Linked DNA regions of Homo sapiens: region 2 is linked to region 1. A link is a loop called in an ENCODE intact Hi-C map of the cell type or tissue named here. Cell type or tissue: CD14-positive monocyte. All regions are shown on one strand. Links, peaks and the distances in the headings refer to the core of each region. The heading gives the core; the rest is flanking DNA.

Region 1 (10,403 bases), core at 1,104-9,103:
GGGCTCCACCCTTATGATCTAATTACCTCCCAAAGCCTCCACATTCTATTAGCATCCCATTGTGGTTTTCTTTTTCTCTTTTCTTTTTTTTTTTTTCTTTTTTCTTTCTTTTTTTTTTTTTTTTTGAGATGGAGTCTTTCTCTGTCACCCAGGCTGGAGTGCAATGGAGTGATCTCAGCTCATTGCAATCTCTGCCTCCTGGGTTCAAGCAATTCTCCTGCCTCAGCCTCCCAAGTAACTGAGACTGCAGGTGCATGCCACGAAGCCCAGCTAATTTTTGTGTTTTTAGTATAGATGGGGTTTCACTATGTTGGCCAGGCTGGTCTCAAACTCCTGACATCAAGTGATCCACCTGCCTCGGCCTCCCAAAGTGCTGGGATTACAGGCATGAGCCACTGCAACTGACCCTGTTGGGGTTTAAGCTTTCAACAAATGACTTTGAAGGGGACACAAATATGTAGCTCATAACACTGAGTCACCTTATTGATACAGAATGCCTGGGGTCCCAGCTAAACCCACTCTAAGCCTGGCCCTAAGTGAAAACAGCTGACTCCATTTTTCCACCCAAACGCTGCCTTTTTGGTCTGCCCTGCCCCTATGCTGTGCCCACAAAGAACATCAGCCGGCAAAGCAAAAAAAAAAAAAAAAAAAAAAAAATAGCTAAGCGTGGGGGATACAAGCGGCTGAATGGCAAGCAGAGAAGCAGCAACTGAGCATTGGAAACTACGGATAGACACAGCTAACTTCAGATGGTGCGGCTTCAAGGAAAGATCCCTTCTTCCCACACCATCCCCTTTCCAACTCCCATCCCACTGAGAGCCACATCCATCACCCAATAAAATCCTCTGCATACACTACCCTTCAATCTATTCATGTGACCTGATTCTTCCTGGATGCCGAACAAGAACCTGGGTTCTTGAACACTGCACAGAGCCTGCTCCCACCAGAGAGGAGTGACTGGGTGGTTCCAGCATTCATTCCCTCCGGTTCCCACATTCACTTGCTCACATGCTACCTCTCGTGAGGAGTGGCCAGCGGTGGGCTGAGTAAAAAGAGCCATTCCTGTTCCCACTCATGACGGGGGTCAAGGTCAAGGGAACAATCCCATTTCACTATGACAACCATACTCCTTTTTTTTTTTTTTTTTTGAGATGGAGTCTGGCTCTGTCGCCCAGGCTGGAGTGCAATGGTGTGATCTCGGCTCACTGCAACCTCTGCCTCCTGGGTTCAAGCGATTATGCCGCCTCAGCCTCCTGAGTAGCTGGGATTACAGTCATATGCCACCATGCCTGGCTAATTTTTGTATTTTTAGTAGAGACCGAGTTTCACCATGTTGGTCAGGCTGGTCTGAAACTCCTGACCTGGTGATTCGACCATCTCGGCCTCCCAAAATGCTGGGATTACAGGCATGAGCCACTGTGCCCGGTCTGACAACCATACTACTTTTCTAAGTTGTATTGTAGAAGCAGAAAACATATGTCGAGGCAGAAATGATGAGATGTTCACCTGGGATAAGAGATTTATGCTACTTTTCTACTGTGTAGTTCTTGCTGGGAAGAGGCTTCTCAGGCAGGGACTTCATTTCCTAGGCCTCTGAGAAAAGAAAAATAACTCAGAGCACCCTGTGGTATGGGAAGTATGTAAAATTCAGCAGGCCAGAAAGACATGAGTAGAGGACTTCAGCCATGCCCTGCCATGCCCATGCCTGAGGACAATTGTTTAAAGATATTTTGTTCCTGACTAGCTGCCTTACCCATTATCATTGAATTCCTGGAATTTGTGATGCAAAGAACAATGTACGGCCAATCAATAGCTTATGTTATTTGAATATAAATTCTTGGGAAGCAAGTTAGGAATTACCTTTTCTTTTTCTTAAAAACCTACTTGGCTGGGGGCTGGGGGGTAGTTTTGGGATGAGACAAGCACATTAGTTATTGTGTACTTTATTTCTATTATTATTATATTGTAATATATAATAAAATGATTATATAACTCACCATAATGTAAAATCAGTGGGAACCCTGAGCTTGGTCACCTGCAACTAGACAGTCCCATCTGGAGGCGATGGGAGATAGTGACAGATCATCAGACATTAGATTCTCATAAGGAGCCCACAACCTAGATCCCTGGTATGCACAGTTCACAATAGGGTTCATGCTCCTATGAGAATCTAATGCTGCCACTGATCTGACAGGAGGCGTGGCTCAGGTGGTAATATGAGCAATGGGGAGTGGCTGTAAATGCAGATGAAGCTTTGCTTGCTCACCTGCTGCTCACCTCCTGCTGTGCAGCCTGGTTCCTAATGGGCCACAGGTGGTACTGGTCCATGGTTCAGGGGTTGGGGACCCCAATGTATAGTATTATTCTTACTTTGTAAAATAAAATGCATGTGTATTAATTTATGAAAAATAAGCATGAAGAATGAATCTGTAAAATGATATACCAAATTATTAGCAATGTCATCTGGAACCATATGATTCTCCTTTTATTTTCATTTATAAAAATATCTGTATGTCTAATTTTTTTACACTGGATATATAGCATGTGTTCAATAAAGAAATAGGAAGGAAGAAAGGGGGGGAGGGAGGGAAGGAGGGAGGGAGGGAGGGAGGGAATGCATTCACACCCACACCTTTATATATATATATTTTTTTTTTTTAAATAGAGACAGCATCTCACTGTGTTTCTCAGGCTGGCCTTGACCTTATGAGCTCAAGCAATCCTCTTACCTTGTCCTCTCAAACTTGTGGGATTATGGGTGTGAACCACCACAGCCCGCCCACATCTTTATATCTTTTGAAAAAAATCAAGATACTGTATTTTTACATTGCAAGATCATAGGGATCATTACACCCAAGTAGATGTTACATCCTCCATCCAAGAGTCCTTTGAAACACTTAAGTTTATTTGAGTGAGAGTGCATAACCATTGCTCTGAACAAAAGGGGCACACATACTAGTGTGTACTCTCTCTTTAAAAAGCACCATGAATATTACAACATCTACTCTCCCTTTTGTGATCAGGAAGAAACTTAAAACGAGCTCTTGTGGGTAGGGACCAGGTAGAATCTCTTCCTTCTATTCCTGCTTCTGGCATTGAGCATTGTTACAATGGGGATGTCAAGACTGGGACTAGCCAGTGCAGTGTCAGTGGTCACCATGTGAATGGCTCACCCTGTGTGTGTGCATGTGCATGTGTGTCTCTGTGATTGAGTGCACATATGCGCCTGCACATGTCTTTTTCATGGCAGAGGCCCCTCACCTGTGAATGGATTCTAGGCCCTGTTCGCTGGTGTGGAGGGAAGCACTCCTTTATAGAAACTGGGGACACTTCAACATGTTCTCAGTGAGTTTTGGATAAGACAGAGATTACACAGCGAGCTGGAGACTTTTCTGAGCTATACTTACTTATATATAACTAACCTCCAAAGATACACTGTTCATTTCTTTGTGGATCATTCATCTGGCAAGCTTCTGTTCTTTCTTCACGTTATTCTCCTAGAATGTAAGCTTCATGCAGGTAGGAATATCTTTCTCCTTTATTCACTACTGTATACCCAGGCTTGGAGCTGGGCTTGACATAGGCACTTAATAAATGCTTGTGGATTGTATTCTCCTCAGCAATGGCCTTCTTCAGGAAGCCCTTCCTAACAGCCCCAAAGTGTGACCTCTGTGTCACTTCTCTGTATCCTCAGGCTCTTTATATTACAGATTTCACAATGTTAACTTGTCAACCTAGTGGATAGACTCTAGACTCTAAATGTTGTGAGCAGGAATTGAATCTTACATATTTCTATTTCCAGTGCCAAGCACCAGCACAAAATAAGTGGTTAATACATGTTTATTGAAAACATGTGTACAGATAGATGCATGCTTGATAGTAGTTTGACACTATTACCTATAGAATCTGATGCTATACATTTGTACATACCAGCAGCATAGTAGCACCTCATAAAAGGTACTGTAAACCCTGTGAGTACAGACATCAGAAGGAAGAAGCAAAGGTTTAAAATTTTTCATTACTCAAAGGGAGAGAGCACCAGTGCCCTTTGTGGGAATGACACTTGACTGTTTTAAGGATAATCTGATTATTACAAGTTATTACAAGTTTGGGCAATGGCATTAAATACATCTTAAGTTTCATATTTTTTGGCAGATGCTTTCATGCTACCAGAGATGAAGAAAAAAAGCACATTTGAGAAATTTGGGAATTTCCATTATGACAATGTGAGAAATTCTTGTAAGTTTTAAGAGGTCAGGTTTTTTTTCTCCCTTCCCCTTATGAATAGTTTCTAAATTACCTCATGAATATAGGAACTCATATGATCTGACTTTCTCAGTTTAGCTAATCATAAATCTCTATTTACTTCAACAATTCTACATAGGGTATTCCTACAAGGTGCAGTTCATGTTTTAGTTGTCATTATCTGCAGACAAACTGAGTATGATACTCCCATTCACAAAGATCTCATTGATTTATCTCTCCACACAGTGAATACATTACAAAAGGAGGAAAAGATTTTGTCAGGTTTTTTTGTTTGTTTTTTTGTTTGTTTGTTTGTTTTTTGATACAGAGTCTCCTTCTGTTGTCCAGGTTGGAGTGCAGTGGCGTGATCTTGGCTCACTGCAAACTCTGCCTCCCAGGTTCAAGCGATTCTCCCCCTTCAGCTTCCCGAGTAGCTGGGACTATAGGCGCCCACCACCATGCCTGGCTAATTTTTGTATTTTCAGTAGAATCGGGGTTTCTCTGTGTTGCCTGGGCTGGTCTCAAAATCCTGACCTCAGATGATCCACCCGCCTCGGCCTCCCAAAGTGCTGCAATTACAGGCATGAGCCACCACTCCTGGCCACAGTTGTTTTTCTTTTTATATCTGATATGAATTGGACAAGAATTGAAAGTGGCTATGATAATGACAAAAAGTTCAGAAGGTAATTGTTTGCTTCCCTGCTCAAGGACAAAGAGAGGAGGATTCTTTTGAGAGAGGGGTTTCTTTCATAATTCTTTTACTTAAAAATTAATATCTTGCTGGGCACAGTGGCTCATGCCTGTAATCCCAGCACTTTGGGAGACCAAGGCAGGAGGATCACTTGAGGTTAGGAGTTTGAGACCAGCCTGGCCAAAATGGTGAAACCCCATCTCTACTAAAAATACAAAAATAAGTCGGGCGTGGTGGCATGCACCTGCAGTCCCAGCTACTCAGGAGGCTGAGGGAAAAGAATCACTTGAACCCTGGAGGCAGAGGTTGCGGTGAGCCCAGATCAAGCCACTGCACTCCAGCCTGGGAGACAGAAAGAGACTTTGTCTCAAAAAATATGTAATAATAATAATATTAATTAATGTCTTATTCAGAAACCACTATCCAGGATCCATGATTAATTCATTCAAAAGTTGATTGAGGATGTACAATTTGTCATTGTGCTTTGTGATCAAGAATATGGAAAGGAAACACTCAGTGCCTGAATTCAAGGTCATGGTGTTCAAATGAACTTGATTCATCTAGGGGATAAGTGGTCCAGTGTGACTGGAACACATGAGGATAAGGCTGGGGAGACTGGTGGTGATGACATTATAAAGGACCTTGTGTAACATGCTAAGGAGATTGGATTTTGCCCTGAGAGCAACAAGGAGAGCTCATGAGTAGGGTGGTGTCATCACCAAGTTTATTTTTTGTGGTGATAACTCCGGCAACCCTTAGATAGATTGGACTAGAGATAGCATTAGCGATTAACATCAGGAGGGTCGTTTTAAGAAATGCTAAAAACCTAATTTAAGGCAGTAGATTGTGGATGGAGAAAAAGGATTTGCTGGCCAATTGGATGAGCAGAGTAAGAGATAGAAGAGTTGAAGAAGAGGAGAAGTTGGTTCTAGTTTGAAAGGCTCAATGAACTGGGCATGGTGTCTAGTGCCTGTATGCCCAACACTCTGGGAGTCTGAGGCGGGCAGATCACTTGAGGCCAAGAGTTCCAGACCAGCCTGGCTAACGTTGTGAAACCCCATCTCTACTAAAAATAATACAACATGTAGGCCAGCATGGTGGTGCACATCTGTAATCCCAGATACTTGGGAGGCTGAGACATGAGAATTGCTTGAATTTGGGAGGTGGAGGTTGCAGTGGGCCAAGATGGTGACACTGCACTCCAGCCTAGGTGACAGAGTGAGACTGTCTCAAAAAAAAAAAAAAAAAGGATCAGTGAATATTAATCATTAATTGAGCCAGGGAATAGAAGAAGTCTGGAGGATTATGAATTTGGTTTTAGACATCCAACAGTTTGAGATGTCTGTAGGACACCTAGGTGAAGACAACTGCTAGATAGTTGGAAATTGACTTGGGAAACATCAGTGGAAAGGGGTTGGTATATATGAGATTACCAAAGAGCAAATGCTGCAGTGGAATCAGCACAAAGGGGAAAAGAAGAGGTCGGTTTGGGCAGATAAGCAGTCACTGGCAATCTTTGTAGGAATTTCAGGAGAGTGGTACAGATAGAAGCTGGATTGCATGGAACTGAAAAGTAAAGCAGTAGGTTCAGACTTCTATTCCAAGAAGATAGGTGGAGAAGCACAAGAAGACAAAATGGAGAGATACATTTGGGGGTTAGAACAGAATGCTTTCTGAGAGAGAATATGAAGACATAGCAGAAGTAAGTGATGAAGCAAGAGCAGGAGGAGGAGGAAGGAATTAATAGTAACAAAAATGTGTTTACTTCTCAGAAAATTTTCAGGTTTACCCATCTCAGCCATGTAATTCATGTGCCTGTGCTTAGACCGGATATATCATTCAGGAGTTCTTTCCATTCTGGCTAATTATAATGACCCCAAATCCTAAGGGGCTGGAGAGTTACATAATAGCACTGTAATGCATTGCAGTTCCAGTGAGAGGTTAACATGTGACTCAATGAATAACTCAGCTTGCTGACACATTTATGGACAATGAGCCATCTGAGCATTTCAGAAAAAATTATAGATCTACAGAAAGGTTCCTTAGAGGTCATCTAGTCTAATGCCTTGGATTTGTGCAAGAGGAAACTGTAAAACCAGAGAGGTAATGTGTGCATACTCACATATTATTTAGTGGCAGTCTCCTTCATAATGATCATAATCCAGGTTTTATGGTCTCATCCAGGACCTTTGTCCTCACATTTCTTTGGTTAAAGAATTAAAATAAGAGGCCGGGGGCAGTGGCTCACACCTGTAATCCCAGCACTTTGGGAGACTGAAGAGGCAGTATCACTTGAGGTCAGGAGTTCGAGACCAGCCTGGCCAACAGGGTGAAACCCCATCTCTACTAAAAATACACAAATTAGCCATGCGTGGTGTTGTGCACCTGTAGTCCCAGCTTTCAGGAGGCTGTGGCAGGAGAATCACTTGAGCCCGGGAGGTGGAGGTTGCAGTGAGCTGAGATCACGCTACTACACTCTAGCCTGGGTGACAGAGCAAGACATCATCTTTGAAAAAAAAAAAAGAATTAAAATAAGAAAAGTCTTATTTAAGATTGGCTCAAATTACTCATCAGCAGACCAAAATCTGAAGCATTAAGTATTCTGATTACTTTTTTATGTTTATTTTTTATAAACAGGTCTTTGTGGCAGAATGCATTCCAATTCCTATCAAGTGCAGTTTTCAGTGCTTTTGCTCAATTCTGTCGTTATTATGTCATCATTAATATGTATTGAGCTCCAATGTTTCAATATCAAAATTTAAATATTATGTGTTAGCCTGTTCTCATGCTGCTGTAAGGACATATCTGAGCCTGTGTAATTTATAAAGGAAAGAGGTTTAACTGGATCACAGTTCCACAGGGCTTGGGAGGCCTCAGGAAACTTATAATCATGGCAGAAGGGGAAGTAAACATGTCCTTCTTCACATGGTGGCAGCAGGAAGTGCAGAGTGAAGGTGGTGTAGGGGGGACGCTCTTTAAAACCATCAGATCTGGGGAAACTCACTCACTATCACGAGAACAGCATGGGGGTAACTGCCTCCATGATTCAATTACCTTCTACTAGGTCTCTCCCATGACACGTGGGGATTATGGGAACTCTAGTTCAAAATGAGATTTGAGTGGGGACACAGCCAGACCATATCATATATCTTAGCTATGTAAAAACATGTACTCTTGATTTTGTATAATTAATCTAAAAAGAGAAGAGGAGCAGAAGACACTCAAATTTGATAGTTAAAGGGTGATATAAATGTTGTACCTCCCCAAATAGTTTTTTCTCTATAAACTTTTTCCCGTTCTTGCAAACATTCCTCACTTTGGGACTAGGAGATGTTTATTGCCTCAGGGAAAAGAAAGAGAAGAACTAGCTTTAGGTCAAGGAAGAAAAACAAAAATTCTAAAAGGGACGTCTACCCAGAGGGAAGCCTTCCTCTGGTCTAGTGGTGCAGGGTGTAGAAGATGTGCAGGAAGAGATTAGACACCAAGACCCTTGCTTTACACATAGCTCCTTCTCCCTGTTGAAACTCAAGGGGTTGTAGTGATAAGTGTTAGCCAGCTTGCTTTAGGCAGACAGTAAGGGAAGGGTCCCCGGAGAACCTCCCACCCACCCTACAAGTGCTTACACCAGATGTTTTGTGCAGATAAGGGAACTTGCACGGGGAGCTTGCCTAAACATGCCTGCAGTGGAAAATTCCATTCCTTAACACATACACAGTAAGGGAAATAAATCAATATGGAGCTGCTCAGTCCAAGGGCCTGCATCAGCACTGGAAGGACAGGGTGGAGCCACCAGAAATTCATGCCTTAAGCCCTGGTATTCAACTGTGAAGGGGGCAACCAGTAAACTGCTTTCAGGTCCCCTCTTTTTGCTGAGAGCTTTCCTTTCACTTAATAAATTCTGCTCCACTCACTCTTCAAGTGTCTGCATGCCTAATTCTTCCTGGTTGTGAGATGAGAACCCAGACCTAGTGGTGGTAAGGAATAAAAAATCCTGCATCAGTAGCTGATTAGAAAAGTGAAAACCCAGTTTATGTTGAAGAGAGAAAATATATGTAAAGACAGATTTAACCTGACTTCTTGTTTTGAAATGGAGAGAACACCACTGCAGAGTGCACCTAGGCTTACGGTGATGTAATGGTAGCCTAATTAGCCTAATTCAACAGTGCAGACCTCCCTTGATGACTTGGAAGAGAGTCAAAAGACCCCTTTTCAGCATCCTTTTTGGGGAAGTGAAAGGTAATTGAGTGTGACCTGCCATTGGGTCACCATGAGGAAGTGGGTAGACAGGGACCTGATAACCTCTACCACATGTCTGAGGGAGGCAGTGGCTGAGCCTTGAAGGGATGCAAAAGTGAGGTCAAGTCACATTTGTAGATCAATGGGCCCTACCACAACTGATATGGTTTGGCTGTGTCCTCACCCAAATCTCACCTTGAATTGTAATAATCCCCAGGTGTCAAGGGCAGGGACAGGTGGAGATAATTGAATCATAGGGCATTTTCACCCATACTATTCCTGTGGTAGTGAATAAGTCTCTCAAGATCTGATGGTTTTATAAAGGGCAGTTTCCCTGCACAAGCTCTCTTGCCTGCCACTGTGAAAGACATGCCTTTGCTCCTCACTCGTCTACCGCCATGATAGTGAGGCCTCCCAGCCATGCGGAACTGAGTCAACTAAACCTCTTTTCTTTATAAATTACCCAGTCTCAGGTATGTCTTTACTAGCAGTGCGAGAACAGACTAATATACGCCAACCAAGAGGACAGACCAATAGTCATACTGCACACTCTAGCAGCAAATGTCCCCAGTGTCCCAGTGGCTGAGCATAACCAGGGTATCAATACTAAGTTGAGCAAAAACCTTGAAGCCTACAAGGATTCCAAAGCCTATGGAGAGACTCATTTATGGGTAAATGTGCCAAGAGTGCACATGGCTTGCCCATGGAACCCTGACACCTTGAAAAGTAAGAGAAAGAAGGATGAAATGGCTCTGATGTGGAGTTAAATATTAGATTATTTAATATTTACTCAGCAAGAGATAATCTTAACCATCTTGCAGAGACTAACGGACCTTTATTTGACAAGTTTAACTCCTGCGGCATCCTACTTCTCTGCCTTCCTCCTCCCTCAAACCAAATGGAGTTTACTGAGAATGTTTAGATCAATTATAAACAGAGACAAAGGAGTAACAGTTGTGGCCTATGGGAGTTGCGGTATTTAAATTTTTAACCTTATGCTGAGCATGGTGGCTCACACCTATAATCCCAGTATTTTGGGAAGCTGAGGCAGGTGGATCACTTGAGGCCAGGAGTTCGAGACCAGCTGGGCCAACATGGCAAAACCTGTCTCTACTAAAAATACAAAAAAAATTGGCTGGACGTGATGGCTCCTACCTGTAATCCTAGCACTTTGGGAGGCCAAGGCGGGCGGATCACCTGAGGTCAGGAGTTCGAGACCAGCCTGGCCAGC
Region 2 (10,403 bases), core at 823-8,822, 50 kb before region 1:
CTTTTCTCTTGGATTCCACTCCAGCTTGGTTATGGAAATTAGTGAAGCACAGACAATCACTGAAAGAAGTAAACAGTTAAGGAAACTACAGCACACAACAGTTCCTTTAATGTTAAGACTACATTATTCTCCTAATAACATAATCATTATAAGGTGTTAAAATGTTAATACCAACATTTCTATCATCAATTAAAATGTTAATACCAACATTTCTACAATCAAACCAGTTATATTAGCTTCTTATAAACTCAAACTTCAAATTCAATGATGAGAGTTAAATCACAACACGGAAATACCTTCGCAATAGTTTTCCAGTGTGTATAGTAAAATTTATTAAAACTTGTCACTACATTTTGCACAACCCTACATGTTTCTGGATCTTCCCATTTAAACTAGCTGTTTAAATTCGGTCAAAATGACTGACGCAGCAGTCCAGGATGGTTCTTTTTGAATACTTCCCACTGAATAAAAATACTTTTTCCCTAAAATACTATTTTCCTTTCCTTTTTTTTTTTTTTTTTTTTTTTGAGACGTACTCTCGCTCTGTCACCCAGGCTGGAGTGCAATGGCGCGATCTCAGCTCACTGCAACCTCCACCTCCTGGGTTCAAGCATTCTCCTGCCTCAGCCTCCTGAATAGTTGGGATTACAAGCACCCACCACCATGCCTGGCTAATTTTTTGTATTTTTAGTAGAGACGGTGTTTCTCCATGTTGGTCAGGCTGGTCTTGAACTCCTGACCTCAGGTGATCTGCCCACCTCGGCCTCCCAAAGTGCTGGGATTACAGGCATGAGCCACCGTGCCCGGCCTAAAATACTATTTCCAAGGTAACAGCTTTAAGGAAAATTTTAAATTCCAAAGTGCCAAGGCTCATATACAAAAACAAGCTACAGAAACTCAAACTATTATCTTTAAAAAACAGACTTCTGTTGGGTAATTGGGTATAAGGTGAGCCCTTCCTTCCTGGACCAAAGATCTGGCAAATCAAAGAGATTCGCCCCATATCAGACTTCAGGGATGACTGACACATGCCTACAGTCCAGCCTAATAATGCCAGGGGCTGAGGCTCCTATCTTCCACCAGCAATACTTTCTGCATGAAGGCAGTGATAACCATTTTGATTGAACTTAGAATGCAAAAAAGAAAGCTAGAGAGAAATGGGATGCTCTAAAAAGTCTGCAAAATATTAGAAATTCAAAATGTTAGGCCGGGCGCAGTGGCTCACACCTGTAATCCCAGCACTTTGGGAGGCTGAGGCAGGCGAATCACCTGAGGTCAGGAGTTCGAGACTAGTCTGACCAACATGGTGAAACCCAGTCTCTACTAAAAACACAAAAATTAGCTGGGCATGGTGGCGTGCACCTGTAATCCCAGCTACCTGGGAGGCTGAAGCAGGAGAATCGCTTGAACCTGGGAGGTGGCAGTGAGCTGAATTTGCACCACTGCACTCCAACCTGGGCAACAGGGTGAGACTCTGTCTCAAAAAAAAAAAAAAAAAAAATGTTGAGCCAAGGAAAGTTTAGAGCCTCCTCTGAATTCAGAGTCAGCGTCATCTCTCTTAACTCCAACCCCCCGCAAATTGTGCAGAGTTTAATGCTTCTGATTCTCAAAATAAAAGAAGTAGAGAGCACAGAAGATTCTCTGATCATTTCATCACCTCACATCTGTTTCTAATAGTTTAAAAGCCTCTTAATTATTTCGTTTATTTATTCTTAGCTCCATCTTCAGTGCACCAGGTACCATTCTGGTCTGGGGGTGGGAGAAGGGAAAACTTGGTCTCAGCTCTCAGAAATATCACAACTTTGTTGGACCAGACCCAGAGAATGTACCATAGTAGACAGAAAAGAACTGGGTACAGCAATGACTGTAAGGGAAAATTATTAATTCAGAATGGAATGGGAGAAAGCTTCATTCAGTGAAACTTAATGTAAGTTGTGAAGTTTAAGGAGCTCTCTAGAGCAGCACCATCCCACAGAAATATGTGTAATTTTTAATTTTCTAATATCCAAATTTATTTATTTATTTATGTATTTGAGATGGAGTCTCGCTCTTTCACTCAGGCTGGAGTGCAGTGGTGTGATCTCAGCTCACCTGCAACCTCCACCTCCTGGGTTCAAGCGATTCTCCTGCCTCAGCCTCCTCAGCAGCTGGGATTACAGGTGCCCACCACCACACCTGGCTAGTTTTTCTATTTTTAGTAGAGATGGGGTTTCACCACGTTAGCCAGGCTGGTCTCGAACTCCTGACCTCAAATGATCTGCCCACCTCGGCCTCCCAAAATGCTGGGATTACAGGCGTGCCTGACCCCTAACTTAATTTTAATAATATATCTTATCTAACCCAACACATAAAAATATTGTCAATATAAGATATACATAATATGCAAAACATATCTTATGTATTGATAAACAACATACATCTTATTTAACTCAATATATCAAATAATATTGCTGATGATATCATTTCAATGTGTAATAATATAAAAAATTATTGAGATATTTTACTTCTGTTTCTTATCAAATCCTTGAAATCAGGTATATGTTTTACATTTAGGACACATCTCAATCTGGACTAGCCACATTTCAAGTATGCAAAAGCCACATGTGGGTACCATGTTGAACCAACAGCTCTAGCAAGACAAAGTGGAGGAGGATAATCCAGCCAAGTAGAGATCAGTTAAAAACAGAGGACAACAAACAACCAAGCCTGAGGGAGAAGCCCTAAAAACAAGGATGAAGAACTAGGAGGTCTCAGATCATGGGTCTGATGCAGAGGAACCTGGACTTTATGCTGTTGGTGAGTTCTGCGAAGGCTTTCAGAAGCTTTAGAAGCCCGGTGCAAGACAGATAATTCATCAGGAAAGGTTTAGAAGCAGGATTCTAACGTCTGCCTCACTAGGTGCCTCGGTTTCTTCGGTAGTCAAATGAGGCTATTATACAGAAATACTGCAGTAAGAAGAAACCAGGGCATTTTAAAGATGCTTTCAACTCTTTTTTTTGAGACGGAGTCTCACTCTGTCATCTGGGCTGGAGTGCAGTGGCACAATCTTGGCTCACTGTAACCTCCCACTCCTGGTTCAAGCGATTCTCCTCCTTCAGCCTCCCAAGTAGCTGGGACTAAAGGCATACGCCACCACGCTTGGCTAATTTTTGTAACTTTAGTAGAGATGAGATTTCACCATGTTGGCCAGGTTGGTCCCGAACTCCTGACCTCAAGTGATCCACCTGCCTCGGCCTCCCAACGTGCTGGGATTACAGGTGTGAGTCACCGCACCTAGCCTATTTAAAGATGCTGTCAATTCTTTGTAAGGAAATATAAATACCACACTAATGTTTAAGACAGAAGATCTTTTCGTGTGGATGAATTCATTCAAGTTAATCTGACATAGGGTTATAACCCCTTTCTGTATGGGGCTGCTTCCTGTTGGCATGACTTATAATAAGAACTTCCTAGAGGCCAGGCACAGTGGCTCACACCTGTAATCCCAGCACTTTGGGAGGCTGAGGCGGGTGGATCACCTGAGTTCAGGAGTTTGACACCAGCCTGGCCAACATGGTGAAACCCCCGTCTCTACTAAAAATATGAAAAGTAGCCGGGCGTGGTGGTGGGCACCTGTAATACCAGCTACTAGGGAGGCTGAGGCAGGAGAATTGCTTGAACCCGGGAGGCGGAGGTTGCAGTGAGCGGAGATCGCACCATTGCACTCCAGCCTGGGTGACAGAGTGAGACTCTGTCTCAAAAAAAAAAAAAAAACTTTCTAGAAATGAGAATTATTAGTAAGTGAAACTCTGAGGCCTGAAATGCTTATTTTGTGAAAACTCTCTGACTTTGATATCTAGGGATCTGTTTCCGAAGTTGGAAGCAAGGGAAGGTTTCCTGCATCAAGAAACTTTGCTTGTAACACTACAACCACTATTATGAATTTTACAACTAACACAAGATAAAATGTTGAAGGAGATATATTCAAAGAGAAAGTGTTCCTTTAACCTATAAGTAAGACAAGGGATTTGAGAAGCAACTATCTTAGGAACAAGGGTATATATTTTGTTGGTAAATTTCTCGGTACTAGGATTTGGCTACTCTGTGCCTGGAAATTTTGTAATTAAAAATGTCCTTCCCCAAGATGGAAGAAAACCCAAAATCATACTTAGACTTCACATTTTGTAGTTTCTATTTTAGAAAAGAAACACAAAGCTTAATATTTAGAAGCAAGTGATGTGTTTTCACTCCATCTTGCCCACTTTATACCGTAACTCAACCCAGACTAACAAAATTGCCGCCGATAACATAGTTCCGATTTTCCTACAATCTGACATTAGTCATCAATGTTTAATGACCCTGAAGCTTTCTCTGATATGACTACAGATGGTATTTTGAAAGATGGGGAACTCTGCAACTCTTTAAGACCACGGCTTTTTTTCTTTGTTAAATACTTCATTAAAGAAAAGAAAAAGGGAAAGAAAAAGCTTTCGTTTCCTCTAAATCAGAATCTACAAGCACGCTAAATTTATATTTTCATTTCCTTTCAGATTGCTGAGTTAGAAAATAAAATGGATTTCATTTTGAAAATGAAATCAGTGACTATAAAAAGAAAAGGCTAAACATATTTTAATTTACTCAGTAATAAGTGATCTAGAGCTTTTTAGAAATTTCTTCACATGAATGAGTAAATCAAACTGTCTTGCCACCTACGACGTGCAGGGAGGGGGAGAGTTTAGCCTTGAGGGACTTCGTGGGGCTATTACTTTGAGTACAATATCAATATTTGGTGTCTTTAGCCAAGCACTACAAAGAAAAATAAATATTTTCATATGGCTCATGAAACTGGCCCTGTGAGAAGGAAAGTAAACAGAGACTAAAGTGTTCCTACATTTTCCACCCTTCTTTCATACCATTCTTCCCCGCAAAGAGACTTTTGATCTAATTAGACAATGTTGAGACATTTTCTTAATGATCTACACTTTTTTTTTTGAGACGGAGTTTCACTCTTGTTGCCCAGGCTGGAGTGCAATGGTGTGATCTCGGCTCACTGCAACCTCCATCTCCCGGGTTCAAGCGATTCTCCTGCCTCAGCCTCCCAAGTAGCTGGGATTACAGGCATGTGCCACTATGCCTGACTAATTTTGTATTTTTAGTAAAGACAGGGTTTCTCCATGTTGGTCAGGCTGGTCTTGAACTCTCAACCTCAGGTGATCCACCCACCTGAGCCTCCCAAAGTGCTGGGATTACAGGCGTGAGCCACTACGCCCAGCTTGATCTACACTTTTATCCGAATTGTTTTTCTGAAAAAATGTGGAAACTTGGTTGTTATCCTTTGCTTTTTTTTTTTTTTTTTTTTTGGTTGTGGGGAAGGGAAGTGTCAAGCTTTGCTAAGACACGGTGACAAAGATCCTTTGCTTGGCTGAACTTTAGTCAAGCCCCTGAAACTTCTCCTAGGTCCATCTGTGCACTTCCTTGTAAGATCCAGTTTTAGCAAAGAACCCTGGCTAAGTCAGTTTAGCAAGGACCCCCCACCCTCATATCTGATCACACTCAATATCTGATTGGGTTCCTCCTCCTCCTCCACCCTTCCCAGGTGATGTCTGATCACATGGCCAGTACTCAATAAGAATCCTGTTAGGTTGGTTTGGCCAGAATTCCCCCTCATCCTTGAGGTTTCCTTTTAGTACTTTTCCATTCACTGACCTCATCCTACTCCTTGGCTATAGATTCGCACTTGCCAATGCTGTATTCAGAGTTGAGCCCAATCTCTCCGCCCTGCTGTCAGAACTCATTGCAGCGGTCCCTATAAAGTCTTCATTACCCTTCTTTAACAAGTGTCACTGAATGTTTTATTCCTTTAACAAGGCACAAATGTGAAAAAGGATACTGGGGATGACAGCTGCGCAAGAAACGGCAGAGATGACCATCCGTATGTGGCATGTCGAGAGACTGTTCCACTGGGGACATGATTTGTAAGAGATGATGGACTGTAGGAGCGTGTACACGACACCACAGACAAAGGCCAAAAGAGCGCCCCCGTCATGAACCACTGGCACAGCTAACTCCTGGAGAAAAAGTCATAAATGTGTGTTACTCTGGGTGGGTTTGTCAACATCGAACCGCAAGCACTCTCACTCTGGGCTGCTTTGAGCCATTGGTCATCACAGATGCACCACTTCTTGGAAAATGTGGCTGTTTGACTACCAAAAGAAAAGCCCTCCAGGTGCTGAAATTAATGCCAAAAAGTTGGTTGTTCCACAGCGAACCTGGGCTCATGGGACAAGGAAAGGAGGTCTGCCTTACAGGTGGGAGGGTTGAGTATGGTGGGCTTCAGAGTCTGGTACACCTGGATTAAAAGTCCTGACTCCACCATGAGGCTCTGTGACCTTACTGCAAAGCCTCGATTTCTGTATCTAAAAATGGGCATAATCATCTCAGTCTTGCATGTTTGCAGTGAAGATTATAGGATACATATCATATACAATTTTCTTTTTTTGTTGTTGTTGTTTTTGAGACAGAGTTTCACTCTTGCTGCCCAGGCTGGAGTGCAGTGACATGAACTCGGCTCACTGCAACCTCCGCCACCCAGGTTCAAGCAATTCTCCTGTCTCAGCTTCCCAAGTAGTTGGGATTACAGGCACGTGCCACCACGCCCGGCTAATTTTTGTATTTTTAGTAGAGACGGGGTTTCGCCATGTTGGCCAGGCTGGTCTCGAACTCCTGATCTCGTGATCCGTCCACCTCGGCCTCCCAAAGTGCTGGGATTACAGGCGTGAGCCACCGCACCCAACCCTGCCTTTTTTGTTACAGAAATTTTTGTTTGATGTCATCAATAAACTTCGGTATGATATGATTGAAAAAAAAAACCAAAGTACGTGACTCGTTCCATGATGGTGCCAAGGGTGGTTTGGGGTTTTTAGGCTCCCTGCTCCCTGATAATCTCTACTCATCCCTCCCAAGGCACCTCAAATGAACACACCATCTAAGTAAAACCACTGCTTTTGTTATGCAAATGCAGCTTCTTTTTTCTTCTTTTTTTTTTTTTTTTTTTGAGACAGGGTCTCACTCCGTCGCTTAGGTGGGAGTGCAGTGGCATGATCATAGCTCACTGCAGCCTTGAATTCCCAGGCTCAAGAGATCCTCCCAGCCCAGCAAGTAGCTGGGACTACAGGCACATGCCACCACACCCAGTTCTGGCTAATTTTTTTTGAAAGGCAGCTTCTAAACAAGTTCCCTGTCCCTGCCATCCTGTAACCAGCCATTTCAACCAGAAGGCAGCCCCTGTGCCAGTCTAGGCAGAAAGTTGGTGCAGACCCTGTACATACTACACACTCAAAATGCACCTCACCTTTGGCTCCCTTCTTTTCTTTTCTTTTCTTTTTTTTTTTTTTTTTTTGAGGCAGAGTCTTGCTCTGTCACCCAGGCTGGAGTGCAGTGATGAGATCTCAGCTCATTGCAACCTCCACCTGCCGGGTTCAAGCGATTCTCATGCCCCAGCCTCCCGAGTAGTTGGGATTACAGGCATGCACCACCACGCTGAGCTAATTTTTCTGTTTTCAGTAGAGACGGGGGTTTCTCCATGTTGGCCAGGCTGGTCTCGAACTTATGACCTCAGGTGATCCACCCACCTCAGCCTTCCAAAGTGCTCAGATTATAGGCATGAGCCACCACACCCAGCCTCAGCTCCTTTCAAATGTGCACTGGGCACAACCTTCCAGTCGAGGAACATTTAGATGGAACCACTGGGTCTTGACTTAAGCTTGAACATGCAAGCTTTGCAAAGGGCAAGTTAAAGTGTTGTCCAGGAGAGCCTGGTTTTGGCCACAGGCCACCCCTTGGCCTCAGCTCACGGTGAACACACTCTTCCCCCAGCTTCCCTCTGACCTGGGCTTCCCCAGCACCACAATATTTGCCATCCAGACAGTTCAACCTCAAGCTGGAGCACAAATGAATTGATATTAAATTTTCATTCACCACATAAGAAAGGGAGGTGCAGAAAAAAAAAAAGACCTTTTAACTTATTTCTAAGGAAATGTATTTCCTAGTATCAAACCTAGAAATAAGGGGAGAAATTGATTACATGATTGGTGTTATATTCAAATATGACTGCACTGACTCTGCAATACATCATATAGTTTCTGTATACCTAAGATACCTTGCATGGGCCAGGTACTGTGGCTCACGCCTGTAATCCCAGCACTTTGGGAGGCTGAGGCAGGTGGATTACAAGGTCAGGACTTTGAGACCAGCCTCGCCAACGTGGTGAAACCGCGTATCTACTAAAAATACAAAAACTAGCCAGGCGTGGTGGCGCGTGCCTGTAATCCCAGCTACCAGGGAGACTGAGGCAGGAGAATTACTGGACCCCAGGAGGTGGAGACTGCAGTAAGCCGAGATTGTGCCACTGAACTACATACAGTCTGGGAGACAGAGCGAGACTCCATCTCAAAAAATAAATAAATACATAAATAAATAAATAAATAAATAAATAAAATCAGATGGGCATGATGGTGTGTGCCTGTAGTCCCAGCTACTTCGGAGGCTGAGGTGGGAGAATCACTTGAGCTTGGGAGACCAAGGCTGCAGTGAGCTATGATAGCACCACTGCACTCTAGTCTGGGCAACAGAGTGAGACCTTGTCTCAAAAAATAAAATAAAAATAAATAAAAGACTGGGCACAGTGGCTTATGTCTGTAAACTCATCACTTTGGGAGGCCAAGGCAGGTGTATCACTTGAGCTCAGGAGTTCAAGACCAACCTGGGCAATGTGGTGAAACACTGTCTCTGCAAAAACTACAAAAATTTGCTGGGCATGATGGCATGAACCTGTAGTTTTAGCTACTCAGGAGGCTGAGGTGGGAGGACTGCTTGAGCTCACAAGGCAGAGATTGCAGTGAGCCATGATCACACCACTGCACTCCAGCCTGAGCAACAGATCAAGACCCTGTCTCAAAAAATAAAGGTAAAAATACAAATACAAATAAATAAATAAATAAGATTCCTAACATAGGCATATAGATTCAGGGAAGTTATATATGAAAAATAAAATACGACAGGGTATGGTGGCTTGTGTTTGTAATCCCAACATTTTGGGAGGTGGAGATGGGAGGATCACATGAGGCCAGGAGTTGAAGAACAGCCTCAGAAACATAGCAAGACCCCATCTCTACAAAAGTGAAAATAAGAATTAGCTGGGCATGGTGATGCACCCATAGTCTCAGCTACTCAAGAGACTGAGACAGGAGGAGTTCAAGGCTTAGTCTAAGCGTTCAAGGTTACAGTGAGCTATGATTGTGCTATTGCATTCCAGCTTAGGTGAAGGAGCGAGACCCTTTCTCAACCAATCAATCAAAAAAGCAGGGAAATGATGTTTAGATCAGACATGAATTTTCGATAAAGTTAAAACCCGGCACTCTTTCTGGATTGCTTTTTAGAAACTCTCTTGGTAATTTAAAAGGTAATAACAACAGAGAGGGAGAGAGAGAGAGAATAGTTTAATAAAGCTCTATCAGCCAGGCGCGGTGGCTCACGCCTGTAATCCCAGCACTTTGGGAGGCCGAGGCAGGTGGATCACGAGGTCAGGAGATCAAGACCATCCTGGCTAATGTGGTGAAACCCCATCTCTACTAAAAATACAAAAAATTAGCCGGGCGTGGTGGCGGGCGCCTGTAGTCCCAGCTACTTGGGAGGCTGAGGCAGGAGAATGGCGTGAACTCGGGAGGCAGAGCTTGTAGTGAGCCGAGATTGCGCCACTGCACTCCAGCCTGGGTGACAGAGCAAGACTCTGTCTCAAAAAAAAAAAAAAAAAAAAAAAAAAAAAAAACCCCTAAAGCTCTATCACTCAGCTTCAAAAAAAAAAAAAGAATATGTGAATACTGACAGAGTTAAACCTTGGAAAGTTTCTTTTCTAAAAAGGAAACTTTAAAAGTTTTTATTTTTAATTGACAAATAATAATTGTTTATAGGCTGGGCACGATGGCTCACACCTCTCAGCACTTCAGGAGGCCGAGGTGGGAGGATCACCTGAGGTCAGGAGTTCAAGACATGCCTGGCCAACATGGCGAAACGCCATCTCTACTAAAAAAAAATACAAAAATCAGCTGGGCATGGTGCCAGGTGCCTGTAATACCATCTGCTCGGGAGGCTGAAGCAGGGATAATTGCTTGAACCTGAGAGGCGGAGGTTGCAGTGAGCCAAGATCGCGCCACTGCACTGCAGCCTGGGCAACAGAGAGAGACTCTGTCTCAAAAAATAATAATAATTGTTCATATTTATGAGGCTTATAGGGGTGTGTGTGTGTGTGTGTGTGTGTGTGTGTGTGTGTATGTGTGTGTGTGTTTCCAGAGGCACGGTCTCCCTGTGTTGCCCTATGTTGCCCAGACTAGTCTCAAACTCCTGGGCTAAAGCATTCCTCCTGCCTT

The links. A loop is a pair of places that touch in the nucleus more often than their neighbours do. Peaks named below come from ENCODE experiments on the same cell type or tissue, not always from the same donor. Only the 100,000 strongest peaks of a DNase experiment are listed, where the experiment ranks them.
Region 2: it touches region 1 in a loop (1.8-fold over the local background); 2 of 110 quality-filtered maps call a loop at or near these places.

The regions. Positions count from the first base shown.
Region 1 is chr12:101,853,714-101,864,116 of GRCh38, reverse strand. No RefSeq gene overlaps it. Among named protein-coding and RNA genes, the nearest start is that of DRAM1, 19 kb to the left of the region's middle. RefSeq lists enhancers at 4,119-4,288, 8,835-9,334 and cis regulatory regions at 8,179-8,855, 9,108-9,325. In CD14-positive monocyte, for the core only: no CTCF peak of the experiment used is centred there; DNase peaks (open chromatin) are centred at 3,676, 4,236, 5,556, 6,906 and 1 weaker place; H3K27ac peaks cover 3,673 bases.
Region 2 is chr12:101,903,830-101,914,232 of GRCh38, reverse strand. DRAM1 (DNA damage regulated autophagy modulator 1) reads right to left here. Exons shown (of 7, transcript NM_018370.3): 4 at 5,870-6,047; 5 at 1-59. Among named protein-coding and RNA genes, the nearest start is that of DRAM1, 31 kb to the right of the region's middle. In CD14-positive monocyte, for the core only: no CTCF peak of the experiment used is centred there; a DNase peak (open chromatin) is centred at 4,342; H3K4me3 peaks cover 1,240 bases; H3K27ac peaks cover 1,747 bases.